4 separate regions of the Homo sapiens genome follow, and regions 2, 3 and 4 are each linked to region 1. The links are chromatin contacts, found by Hi-C in ENCODE. All regions are on one chromosome and are shown on one strand. The core of a region is the stretch at or near the end of the contact, and the rest is flanking DNA. Distances in the headings are between cores, read along the strand shown. Region 1 holds the start of ZBTB7C (zinc finger and BTB domain containing 7C). Region 2 holds the start of IER3IP1 (immediate early response 3 interacting protein 1). Region 3 holds the start of SKA1 (spindle and kinetochore associated complex subunit 1). Region 4 holds the start of LIPG (lipase G, endothelial type).

What was found. Hi-C counts contacts between places; a loop is a spot of excess contacts on that map. Pooled maps may share reads with other maps.
Region 2: a pooled map shows a loop between it and region 1 (6-fold over the local background). The contact joins the promoter of IER3IP1 here to the promoter of ZBTB7C in region 1. A Hi-C loop is called at or near these places in 4 of 50 pooled maps.
Region 3: a loop to region 1 is called in a pooled map, with 5 times the contacts of the local background. The contact joins the promoter of SKA1 here to the promoter of ZBTB7C in region 1. A Hi-C loop is called at or near these places in 6 of 50 pooled maps.
Region 4: a loop to region 1 is called in a pooled map, with 4 times the contacts of the local background. The contact joins the promoter of LIPG here to the promoter of ZBTB7C in region 1. A Hi-C loop is called at or near these places in 4 of 50 pooled maps.

The regions. Positions count from the first base shown.
Region 1 is chr18:48,408,030-48,411,365 of GRCh38, reverse strand. It overlaps ZBTB7C (zinc finger and BTB domain containing 7C), which reads left to right and starts at 1,983. Exons shown (of 5, transcript NM_001318841.2): 1 at 1,983-2,140. RefSeq lists a silencer at 815-1,194 and enhancers at 2,465-3,082, 3,083-3,336.
Region 2 is chr18:47,174,899-47,178,122 of GRCh38, reverse strand. IER3IP1 (immediate early response 3 interacting protein 1) reads left to right here and starts at 1,759. Exons shown (of 3, transcript NM_016097.5): 1 at 1,759-1,936. The coding sequence starts at 1,846. RefSeq lists enhancers at 1,591-1,720, 1,731-1,850.
Region 3 is chr18:50,373,754-50,376,653 of GRCh38, reverse strand. It overlaps SKA1 (spindle and kinetochore associated complex subunit 1), which reads right to left and starts at 1,608. Exons shown (of 7, transcript NM_145060.4): 1 at 1,460-1,608; 2 at 736-834. The coding sequence starts at 823. LOC105372114 (a long non-coding RNA gene) reads left to right here and starts at 1,776. Exons shown (of 3, transcript XR_935466.3): 1 at 1,776-2,059. RefSeq lists a silencer at 2,821-2,900.
Region 4 is chr18:49,560,685-49,563,752 of GRCh38, reverse strand. It overlaps LIPG (lipase G, endothelial type), which reads right to left and starts at 1,696. Exons shown (of 10, transcript NM_006033.4): 1 at 1,348-1,696. The coding sequence starts at 1,444. RefSeq lists an enhancer at 989-1,489.

The DNA.
Region 1 (3,336 bases), core at 734-3,233:
TCCTGAGCCTGAACATACCTTAGGTTCCACGATAGACTATCCTAGATTTACATGTGCATTTGAATAGTTTGGATAAGATGGCTGTCCAAACTGTTCATTTGGTGAAATTTACTTAGTAGGAAAAACCAGATCTCTTTGGCAAATTAAACGTGACATAATTGTACCCAAACCCTACGTTTCAGATCCCTCTATTCATATCTAGTTTTCCACTCTTACATCCTATTCCAGAGCCCGTTTTCCCTTGTTTTCACTACTCCCAACGTACTATCTTGCAATGTGCGTTTATTACACGAATGAATGAAATGGTTTAAAAAAAAATCCCAATAAGTGATATTAGGAAGAGGCACCAAAGGTTCACAAACTTATTTTTGTGAATTCTGTAAAAAATGTCATCCAGTGTCTTCAGCATTAAAGGACACAGCAGCAGCCCCACTGCCCTTTTATTAATCCGTAGCCAGAATGGGCACTAGGCGGCCGGGATTCGCCATCTCGCCTCTCCTGGGCGCCAGGTGCGCCTCAGATAAGCGCAGCCGGGTAGGAGTTTGAGGACGACAAACTTTCCCGCTTCTGAGGGAGGAGCCCCGGAGAGGACCCGCTGACGTGCGAGGGTGCTGCCTCCGATGTACTACCAAGGAGGGCGAGGGTTCCTATGTCTGTCTGGAGCGCAGAGGGGTGGACTGCAAAAAGGTAGGAGGCAAAGCCAGCTCGAGTTTCCCCGGCCCGTAGCTGGAGGGAACATCTGCCCAAGTGTCGCCTCGCCCGAGAACGCTCACGCCCTCTCCAGGGCCAGGACCCTTCCTCCTCCCCTCGCACTGGCCCTTCGTGGCTTCCAGCACCGCTGAGCACTCGGCGTCCCAGCGAGATTCTCCTGCCCCGACAGACTCCGAGGGGGCGGGGCCCGGCGGGACGGGGCGGGGACAAGCCCTCCCCGGGCCCGCCCGTTGGCATTGTTGCGCGGTGATTGGACGCTTCGGAAGGCCGCCTTCCAGGCCGACCCGGGGAGTGACGGGCGGCCAGCGGCTGCTCCCCGGCGTGTGGGGTGCGGAGTGCGGGGCCCAAGGCTCCAGAGGGGTGGGGACTCCGGGCCGCAGCGCCGCCGAGCGCGATTGCCCGCTGAGATTCGGCGCCCCGGGGTGCGGCAAGCTTGCGGTTTCAGGTGCTGGCTAGGCGTCTTGGTGCGCTCGCTGGAGTGCCGAGAGCATTTGGGAAACTTAACTTCTCGCCCCCACTCCTTGCTCCCGACTTTCGGGTAGAAAAGCAGTTGCCGAGTTGTTTTATTTCCTCCCCCATCGGACTCTGTAAAAATAGCCGTGCGCCGGGGCGGCAGAGCCCATCTCTGCCGCACCGCTGCCCCGGGTCGGCAGAGCCCATCTCTGCCGCACCGCTGCCCCGGGTCGGGTGTGGACCTAAAAATACCCGGCGGTCCCAAGCCTGCGCTGGGGGTGCGGGCGGGTCCGGCCGGGCCGCAGAGGGCGTCAGGAGACCGGAGAAACGGCGGCCGCCTGGCCCCCTCGCCTCTGCCGGGGCTGTCCCTTTAAATCCTGGAGGAGGCAGAGAGAAAAAAGGAAAGAAAGAGAAAAGACGCGGAGCCCCGAGCGGTTGGTGGCGGTGCCCGGCCCCCCCACTCCGCCTCCGCGTCGGGTCCTGACTCCCGCCCGCAGCCTCCGCCAGTCCCGGGCGCCCCCCGCCGCGCCGCCCACTCGCCACAGTTACTGTCAAAATAGAAATTAGCGGAGCCGGGCGGGGGCTGCGGCGCAGCAAGTGCATGTGCCGCGCGGCGGGGAGGGGGCGGGCGCGAGCGACAGGCGACCGCACACATCCGGGCCCTTTAGCCCTGTGCGCCCCCCGAGCCGGCGGCGCGGGCGCGGGGCGCGGGGCGCGGGGCTGACAGCCGCGGCGCGGGAGGCGGGGCGCGGGGAGGGCGGAGGCGCGGCGCGGGGAGGGAGGAGCTGCCCGCTCGCCCGCTGCCGCCGCTCAGCTCCATACCCGCCGGCGCAGCCCCGCCACGAGACTCTGACAGCGGCGCGGCCGGCGAGGCTCGGGCGCGCAGGGACCGGCGGACACCGGCGGCGAAGGAGGACGCCAGGACTGCGTCCCGGAGCCAAGTGCGGGAGGCGCGCAGGGCCGGCGGCGCGCGGAGGTGAGCGGCTTCGCGCGCCGGGCTCGGGCGCCGGCTGCCGGGGTCGCGATCTCCACAGCACCTCGGCAGCCGAGGCAGTTCGGGAGGTCGCGGGGCGGCGGGCGGGTGGCTTTGCTTGGGCTGCGCCGGAAAGCGATTGCGGGGGCCGTTGCTAGGAGGCCGGCGGTCCGCGCGCCTTGGGGCGCCGGCTGGAGCAGGGGCGCCCTCCGCGCGGTGGGCAGGAGGCGGGGGGCTGCGGTGGCTATTCAGGGGCTCCGTGCGGCAGCCATGCAACGGAGGAGGCGGGAGGAGGGAGGGAGGGAAGGAGGGAGGGGAGAGCCAGCGGAGAGCGAGCCAGCGAGCGGGCGCCGCGCCTCCTGGCTGGCACCGCGGCCCGGAGCGAAGTGGCGCGCGGGGCTGGAAAGGAACTTCTGCGGGCGCGTGCGGCCCGGGGCTCGGCGGCGCCTGCGGGCCCGAGCGGGGCGGGCCCGTCGGCAGCCACAGGTGGTTTCTGCCAAAAGTTTTACCGCACTTCTGCCTGGAAGGCGCGGGAGCGTTTTGGTGAGTGACGTTTTCCTGGGACTTTTGCAGTCTCACTTCGCGCTGTCTTTTCTTGAAAATTGGAAAATGAGCTGGAAAGGCTGGGATCCAGCACCTCTCGATGAGATCTGAGCAGAGTACAGTCCTTGCCCGAGGTGTCGCTCATGCAGGACTCAAAGATCCTTGCTGCTGTCAAGTCGGGAAGCTGGGGGAAATGGGCGCACGCACACAGTTCCTCCAAGCCTCGGACAAGTGAAGCCGAGCCTGGCCCGGTGCCTGTCGCCGCGCGGGGTAGTGCGAGGTCTGTTCCCAGCGACACGCACGGGAACTGCGTGCGTCTTCTCTCAAGGTGTGTACGTCTCTTGCTCCGTTGAAAGCGAATTGTCTCTGGCCGCTGTGCTGCTTTGTTTTTCCGGTTGCTTGTCTGGTTTTACTAGGATGAAGGCCAGGAGGAGCCAAAGAAAAGCGAAGCGGCAGCTCCCGTTATCTTTGCAATCTGCAAAGCTGTGGAGGCTGGTACCCAACCTTCCGCGGCGCGGGCGCAAGGCCGAGGGGAGCTGGGGGTGGGTGGCGTGCGCTGCCTGTATGGGAAGTCTCGCTGGACCATGCGCAAGGCTAGAGCCGGAGTTTCTGGTGCTTCTAGGACAGAAAGAGGAGTGGGAGTGGGAAGGGAAGAC
Region 2 (3,224 bases), core at 510-3,009, 1.2 Mb after region 1:
GAAGGTTGTGGGTTTACGGGAATGAGGGCAAGGAATACCTGGCCCACCCAGGTTGGAAAACTGCTTAAAGGCATTCTTAAGCCACAAACAAAAGCCTGAGAGATCTGTGTCTTAAGGATGTGTTCCTGCTGCAATTAATTCGGCCCATCCCTTCATTTCCCATAAGGGATACTTTTAGTTAATTTAACATCTATAGAAACAATGCTAATGACTGGTTTGCTGTTAATAAATACGTGGGTAAATCTTTGTTCGGGGATCTCAGCTCTGAAGGCTATAAGACCCCTGATTTCCCACTTCACACCTCTGTGTGTGTCTTTAATTCCTCTAGCACCGCTGGGTTAGGGTCTCCCCAACCGAGCTGGTCTTGGCATACCCTTTTCATTGGTTTTTTGCCTGCTTTATATCCTGGCCACTCCAGCAGCTGATTAGATGGTGCCCACTTGGATTAAGAGTGGACCTGTCTTTCCCAGCCCACTGACTCAAATGTTAATCTCCTTTGGCAACACCCTCACAGACACACCCAGGATCAATACTTTGCATCCTTCAATCCAATCAAGTTGACACTCAGTCTTAACCATCACATACAGCTAAGCAGGAGGCTAAGGCAGGAGGACTGCTCGAGCCAGGAGCTGAAGGCTGCATTGAGCTATGATGGTGCCACTGCACTCCAGCCTGGGCAACAGAGCAAGACCCTGTTCCTGGGGGGGGAAAAAAAAAAAGAAGAGGCTCAGAGGATCTTGGTTGGAGTTTGGTCAAGGAGGGGATGTTTCTCACTGAGTAATTTTAAAACAGTTATTTTGTTTTAGCATTCTGAAATCTGAAATGGGAATATTAGTATCTCCTGTATCTCCTGGGAGCATCAAGTGCAGTACTGAGCAATAGAAATATAATGCAAGCGTCACATGTCATTTACAGTATCTTCATAACCACATTAAATAAAATAATTAAAAATAAACAAGAAACCTTCCTCCCTTCCTTCCTTCTTTCCTCTTGCTCTGTCACCCAGGCTGGATCTCGGCTCACTGCAGTCTCTGCCTCCCGGGTTCAAGTGATTCTCTTCTCTCAGCCTCCTGAGTAGCTGGGATTACAGGAGCCCACCATCACACCCAGCTAATTTTTGTATTTTCAGTAGAGACAGGGTTTTGCCATGTTGGCCAGACTGGTCTCGAACTCTTGACCTTAGGTGATTTGCCCGCCTCGGTTTCCCAAAGTGCTAGAATTACAGGCGTGAGCCACTGCGCCCGGCCTCAAAATATTTTCATTTCAACATGTTATCAACATTTAAAAATTATTGGGAGGCCGAGGAGGGGGGAATCACGAGGTCAGGAGATTGAGACCATCCTGGCTAACACGGTGAAACCCCGTCTCTACTAAAAATACAAAAAATTAGCCGGGCGTGGTGGCGGGCACCTGTAGTCCCAGCTACTTGGGAGGCTGAGGCAGGAGAATGGCGTGAACCCGGGAGTCGGAGCTTGCAGTGAGCCGAGATCGTGCCACTGCACTCCAGTTTGGGCGACAGGGCCAGACTCCATCTCAAAAAAAAAAAAATTATTGGGATATTCTTCATCCTTGTTCCAGTTCCAAGTGTGTGAAATCCGGTGTGTATTTTGCACCTGCAGCACTGGCCACATCAGAGCATTGATTGCACATCACCGGTCTAGACAAGCGGCAGGACTTGCAGTCTTCAGCGAGGGGCGGTTCTTAGCCAGATGGAGGCGGGGCTTCCCGGAGAGTTCGTTTTGGGCCCCATCGGCTTCCGTAGGAAGGCGCCGGCCGTGGAGGCGCCACGTCCCTTGCGGCGGCGGGAGAGAAATCGCTTGGACTTCGGGGCGGCCTCGGACGGCCATGGCCTTTACCCTGTACTCACTGCTGCAGGCAGCCCTGCTCTGCGTCAACGCCATCGCAGTGCTGCACGAGGAGCGATTCCTCAAGAACAGTGAGTGGGACCGCGGGGCGCGGGCTGGGGCGGCGGCGGAGTCCCCGGGGGCGCGTAACCTAATGGGGCCGCGTGAGGGGACACCAAGGGCCGGGACAGAAGAACAGCGGAAGGCTCGGCTTGGAGTGGAAGCCGAGCCTTTCCTCTCATCAGGTTTGGGCTCAACAGCCGGGAGAATATTCAACAGACACCCGCTGTGCAGGGCCCAGGGGGTTGGGGTGGAGGGATATAGAAGTCAGTCAGGGACGCCTCTGCTTGCGATTACTTCAGGTCAGTAATTTAATTCAGTTTTCTGTGACTACTTTTTTTTTTGAGGGGGAGTCTCGCTCTTTTGCCCAGGCTGAAGTGCAGTGTCGCGGTCCTGTGACTACTTTTAATAGTCGAAAACCCGGGGTCTGAGTTTCGGGCTAAGAGTTGGGGGTGTGGGGCCGGGCGCGGTGGCTCCCGCCTGTAATCCCAGCACTTTGGCAGGCCGAGGCCGGCGGATCATGATGTCAGGAGTTTGGGACCAGCCTGGCCAACATGGTAAAACCCCGTCTCTACTAAAAATACAAAGATTAGCCGGACGTGGTGGTGGAAATACAAAAATTAGCCGGGCGGGAGGCTGAGGCAGGAGAATCACTTAAACCTGGGAGGCAGAGGTTGCAGTGAGCCGAGATTGCGCCATTGCACTCCAGCCTGGGCAATAGAGTGAGACTCCGTCTAACAAAACAAAACAAACAAAACAAAACGAGTTGGGTGTGGAGGGGAAGGAGGCGTGACCCATTTTGGAGCATCAGTAGTTCACTAACTGATGGAAGGCAATAAGTGTTCCTGGGCTTTAGGAATTACAGGAAGGGAACGTGTTGGAGTTATCAGGACATTCAGACACTCATGTTCCAAGAAAAGTTTATTCAGATAGCTTATTGGGTGCATAGAGTGTGCCAAAAACTCTGCTAGAATTTAGAAATTCAAAAATGAAAACACAAGTTATACCTTCCAGGACCTCACGTTGTGTACCAAGTATGCCCGTTTGAATCACTGAAACGTAAACCCAGGAGCAAGATTGATTCATTTCATTTACTTCAGAAGATATTTATTGAGTGCAAAGTATGTGCCAGGCCCATTTATAGTAACTGAAGTTACAGCAGCTACTCTGCCCTTCTGATGGAAGTTAATCTAAATAAAAACTAAACAAATGACAATAACAAGTATAGAGAGTATTATGTAAGAGAAGTACGGGCAGATACTAACTTGTGTATCTGCGAAAGCTTCTTGGAGGAAGCGTGTCTAACCTGAAATCTGATAC
Region 3 (2,900 bases), core at 359-2,858, 2.0 Mb before region 1:
TTTTTCATTTTTTATAAATTTAGTGTAGCATAAGTGTATAGTACTTATAAAGCCTACAGTAGTATACAGTGATGTCCTAGGCCCTCACAGTCACTGTCTCACCCACAGCAACTTCCAGTTCTGCAAGCTCCATCAATGGTAAGTGGCCTATACAGGTGTTCCATTTTTAATCTTTTACTGTATCTTTTCTATGTTTAGATACACAAATACTCACCATTGTGTTACACTTGCCTAAGGTATTCAGTACAGTCACATGCTATACGGGTTTGTTGCCTAGGAGCAATAGGCTATATAGCCTAGATATGTAGTAGGCTATACCATCTAGGTTTGTGTACATTTACGTACATTCTATGATGTGATGTTTGCACAACGACAAAATCATGTAACGCTTTTGTCAGAACACATCTCCATCATTAAGGAACGCATGACTGTATCTCTATTTAGCTGTAGAACCATGGATGCCACATAACCTTCAAATCTCACCATTGGCCTATGTGTCTCAGAAAAACATAAGTAAATAATTCTAATGAATATTCAGTTCATTGTTCAATGTACCTTACATTTTTAGTATCCTCCACAATATTCAAAATGACATTGGACTATTTAAAAAATCGTTATGCAAAAATCTAAAATTACCTAAGATGCAGTCACTTAACCAAGCAAAGATATCATTCAGAGTGGAATAATCAAAATGCATTTTGTATATACAAAGTCAGTGGAATCTGTTTTACTTACCACAGTTTCTTAATGATAAGGTTTTCTTAATATTGCCAATCTTTTCATTAACATGAGAGCATAATTGTTCCAGATCTGACGAGGCCATCCTTTAAGCCTCTGAAGAAAAAAACATAAACATATTCGTAACAAGAAAAGCCACACAAATTTCTGTTCACTTTCGAAATCCAAGAATGGTCAATGTCAAGTAAATCACATGTCTTTGAAGGTTAAGCACAAAAATTCAAGAGCAATTTCTTTCATTTCTACAACATTCAGTTTCTAACCACGGTACCGTACTGACTTGTCTTAGAGCCTTAGGCCATCGATGGATCCCAAACCAGGGGAAAGAGGATAAGCCTGGGTCCTTTCCTTAAGGATTCAGGAGGACAAACGCACTATTTGTATATAAAGACAACATTGGTATTTTCTTTAAACACGCAAAATAAGGACACATTTTTTAAAAATGTGTTACACTGTCAAAGAAATGGGCCCAGGTAATCATTTTTCCTGTGCTGTGAGGGGTTGGGGCTTTACAGTTTGGGATCGGTAAGGAGGCCGAGAAATGGGAAAGAACCAGTTTCCCACCCACTCCGCCGGTGAGAGAGAAGGGGAGGGTCTAAAGCATCCAACCCAGCCTCCAGCCCCGTCCTCCCCCAAGCCCGGCGCGGTCCGCGGCCCCCAGCTGCCAAGCAGCTACCTCGGGCGCTTCCAAAGGCAGGGTCCCCAACACACAGACTCCAACCTCAAGTCCGTCCGGGAGCAAAAGGCTACTCGCCGCTGGGTCTCCAGCTGCGGATACCGCAGTCTCCGTTGGAAGCCCAGGATGGTGAGACGGGACTCTGTAAGCAAAATTCAAACCGCCCGCCGCGCCCTAGCGCAGCGCAGGCGCACATCCATGCTTCCGAAGCGCAGGCTCAGCCGCTGTTCCCGGTTTGCGTCATCCGGGGCCACAGCTGGGCGGGAAGGAGGGGTGGCCGAGCCGGGGAAAGGCGGGGCGACGGCGAAGGCGGGGCTTCCGGACGAAAGGGTAACCCGGAGGTGCTCTTTCCGCGCTAACCAGTCTGGGGAGATTTCAGCAGGTCATGCAGTCTTGACCGCAGCCCAGCCAGGGACCTGGCGTCACCAAGTCCTGGTCTTTGACATTTGCTGCACCTTAGAGTCACCAGGGGCAGCTATTACAAGTCTCAGTGCCTAGAGTACACCCCAAGTCGGTGAAATCAGACACTGGGGAAATGAGGCACAAGCCTTAGTATTTATAAAAACACCCCAGAAAATTCCAAAGAGCAGCTAAGTTTGTGTGGAAGAAACAGTGACCCTGTCTTCTGGGTCTTAGACAGCCTCTGTAAGTGTTCCCGGGCCAAACCAGGGGTTGGGCTGCTTATTCTCATGATGAACTGGGAAAGAAGAGTTTATTTCGGTAACCGGGTACAGGGAAAAGGCCTGGAAAATATCGCCAAATCGATTCAAAATTACAAAGTTTTCCAGAGCTTATATACCTTCTAAACTATCTGTCTACATGTAAGTGTGCATGTGTGTAAAGACGTAAATGATTAACTGTTTCTAATCTATAACTAAGATCAGTCCTAAGGAAGGTCTTTATTTAAGTAAATTTACTTAATCTAGATGGCTGCAGGTGCCAGAGGTGATTACCCTTATCTTGTCTCCTGCTAAATCATGAAGGTTTGGGCAGTTCCTTCAGACCCCCGATAAACTTGTTTGTGGAGGTCTGGGGGAGTTTCTTCAGACCCCCAATAAAAACTTGTTTAATCTTGAACAGGTCCTGTTAAGAATTCCTTCTTTATTTTCTCATGCTTCAAGGACCAGGAAAGGCCTGGGCAAAACTCTTGGTGGGCTTTTGTTACATACCAGCCTTTCTATAAAGACACTGGCTCTTTCAGCTTTTAATATTTAACTTAACTAGTGCTGAAACAGTGGTTACGGAGGCCTGTCTGTTCAGCTGTTAGTGAGACCTGGCCTGCCACTTAAGAGCAAATATAAATTTAAAATAAGAAAAACAAAAGTTTAATTCTCCCTGTTGAAAAGGAGGGAAAAGCACCCAAGGCTGGAGTGGTGGCACCGCCAGGTTCTGTCCATCCCTTGGCTCCACTGCGCTATTATTATGCACTTGGACCTTCAGGCTGCCAGCCCCTGTCCTCAGGTCTTTCTCCCAGGCAGCAGAAACG
Region 4 (3,068 bases), core at 447-2,946, 1.2 Mb before region 1:
TCCTCACCCAGATGTCCTCATGGCTCCTTCTCTCACCCCCTTCAGCTCTTTGCTCAATGGTCAACTTCTCCAGAAAGGCCTTCCCTGACCACATCATAAAATCGCACCACCTTCCCCCACCAACATGCCCCACCTTCCTCCTCTGCTTGATTTTTCTCCATAATACTGAGCACCACTGATACTTTAATCAGTGCACTGTCTGTCTTCCCACCACTGAAATGTAAGTGTCACAAGGGCACAGATTGCCATCTATTTTGTCCACTGCTCTCTCCCCTGCTCCCAGAATAGTGTCTGACACTAAGTAGGTATGCAGTAAATACTTTTTGCAATGAAGGAAATGACTCACACATACTCAGAGGCCCAGAACACAGAAGTTAGAAGGAACTTTAGCATTTTACAGGTGAGGAGCCAGAGATGAGACCTGCCCTAGGCAATGCTTCTAGTTAGCACCAGAGTTGGAAACATGTTGAGTAAAGCAAGGCTTTCCATTCATTCACAGTAACCCTCCCACACATACACAAGCCCACACAGACCATTTGGCACAACCTCAGCAGACTAGAAGATGAGATGATGGGGTTCAGTTTAGAGGCTCCCCAGCCCTCCACTGCTTATCAGCTGACTTAGTTCTCACTCTGATTCTGACTCCCCCAGAGCTGACTGACTCTGGCTCCCCCAGGGCAAGCTGCCTCCACTGGCAAAGGCTGCCATACAGAACCCAAGAGGAAGAGAAGCTAAAAGCCAGGAGGAGGAAAGGGAGGAGGAGTGGGAAGAGGAAGAGTCGGGGGAGCACAAGAGTGTTGAAGAGGAAAAGGCTGGCAACCTGGGGGAATAGGCCCGGCAGCTTCTAAGCACAAGCGACCCACCAGACGCTCCCTGCAAGCACGAATCAAACCAAAGCCAGCTACCCTGCCACCTGAACTTTCAAGACACCTACACCAAGATTAAAAGGCAGCTCCAGGAGACACAGCTCTGACAGCCTTCTTGCCTCTCAAACCTCCAGGTTCAGGCATGAGGACAAGGTTTCAGAGCTGCTGCCAGGCCGCTCGGCTGGCTGGACAGCACCAGCACTGGCTTAGGGAGCCGTATAAGGGAAGGAGGTGGGGGTGGGAGGGCTGGCAAGAGCCAGCGCACCCTGCCAGCCTTTGCCTTTTGCATGACTTGCCGGGAATGCCCCCATCAGACCAGCAGAGAGACAGGTGGACTCCAAGGTGGATTGGAGGAGAGAATGGGCAGCGCAGTGGGAAAGGAAGAATTTCATAGGAACAAGGAGGGTTTGAAGAATCAGCAAGACAGAGGGGACCCAGCACAGAGAAGTGGCTGGGGGGAATAAAAACAAATTCACGTTACCTTCCAGCCGTCCCTCTGGACCAAAAGGTACGGGGCTCCCCGCAGCAAAGCAATAGCAGAGGCTCCAGAAACAGAGCAGAGGAACGGAGTTGCTCATCCTGCCCCGCCACACCCCCTCCCAAGAAACAGAAGTTTTAAAAAACAAAAACCACCTCTTGGTGTTTCCAGCAATCCCGGCCGGTAAGACCCTTCTCTCGGCCAGGGGCTGGGGGACTGGAGGCAGAGAAGGTGGAAAATGAAAACTTGGCGGCACGGAGCCCGGGCGGTGGCAGGGAGCGAGTGTCAACGGCTTGCCCCAGAACGAGATCTGCCCTCGTCCTGAGCCGCCGGGAGGCAAGGACTCGCTGCTGTCACGCTCCTATAGAGGTAGTTTTTAAAAGTATGGGAGTCATCTGACCCATCGCCAGATGGTGATTTGCATAATTTATTCCCGTCTCTGGGCTCTGATTGGTCACACCTTGCTGACGCCGGAACCGAGACTGGAGAAAGTTTGAATGAAAGCGCTGCACACTCACCGCGTGGACGCCGCACGCTCGGCCCCGCTTCCTCCCGGGCCCGCTCCGCAGGCAGCTGCGACTCCAGCAGCTCCAGCTTTCTCCCACTGCCCTCCTCCGGACACCCAGATCCTCCTCTCCCCACTGCCATCCCAAGTGGCGGAGGCGGACATTTCCCTGAAACTCTGCGTCCGCTGGGGAGGCGATCCCTGGAGAAGGAGAGCATCCTCTCCAAGGCTCAAAGCCACACTCTCTCTGGGAGTGGTCTATCCGCTCCCTGGGCCGGGAGTCCGTCGGGGGAGAGCCACCTGGTCATCCCCTTTGTCCTCCTCTTCTCCCTCCCTTCCCGCCTAGCGAGGGCCGCAACAGGTGCAGAAGGCGCGGCCGCACAATAACCCGGCGGAGCTAAGGGGCTGTGAGCTGCGGCCGGCGCTGGAGGATCGCACAGTACCTGCTCGGAATGCTCGCTCCGCCACTAGCTGCAAAACTCCAAGCGAGCCAGCCAGCTTCTCCGAGGCGGTTCTCTCGTCCGCAATACGTGGGTGATAATGTATCGGCGGCTTAGGGATGTTGGGAAAACTAAGAGTTCACGTAGCAAAGCACTTAGCGAGGCGCGGAGCTCGTGGCAGGCGCTCTCCTACGGTGGGGTGGAGGGCTACGGGAACACCAGGCGACCTCCTCAAAGGGACCAGTGAGCCGAGATTTGGAGTCTAAGACGCGTGGCCAGAGCCCAGTGTCTGCCGATGAGCACTCACTCCTTGGCGAGTGAAATCAAGCATCTCCTTTCTCTCTGTTCTCCATCATTTCCTCCCGGCTCTCCTTCCCTTTATTGATCCGGGTCCTGCGGCAGAAAGCAGCGAGCGGAGGGAGAACTTGGCCCGGAGTCTGCGTCTGGCGCTGGGGAGCGGGGACTGAGCCCGGAACACCGACGGGGCGGCTGCGCCAACAACCACTGCGGACGCAGGGCGGGTACGAGAGGCTGAGAGGCTGCGTCCCGCCATCCAGCCTCGCTCCAGCCGGGAGGATCCGGCTCTTTAAGACGATACCCTTAACCCTGCAGTCGCCCGGAACAGGTCCTGCCCCTGCCTGGGGAGGGAAAACCCCCACAGCAGTCCCGCGCCCCTTCCTCCCTAGCGTCGAGGATCCAGCTGGAGAGACCTGTGCGAGGAAACCGAGCCGGAGCCAGCAGATCCTGTTCCGACCTCGCCTCATTACTTTTGTTACTCC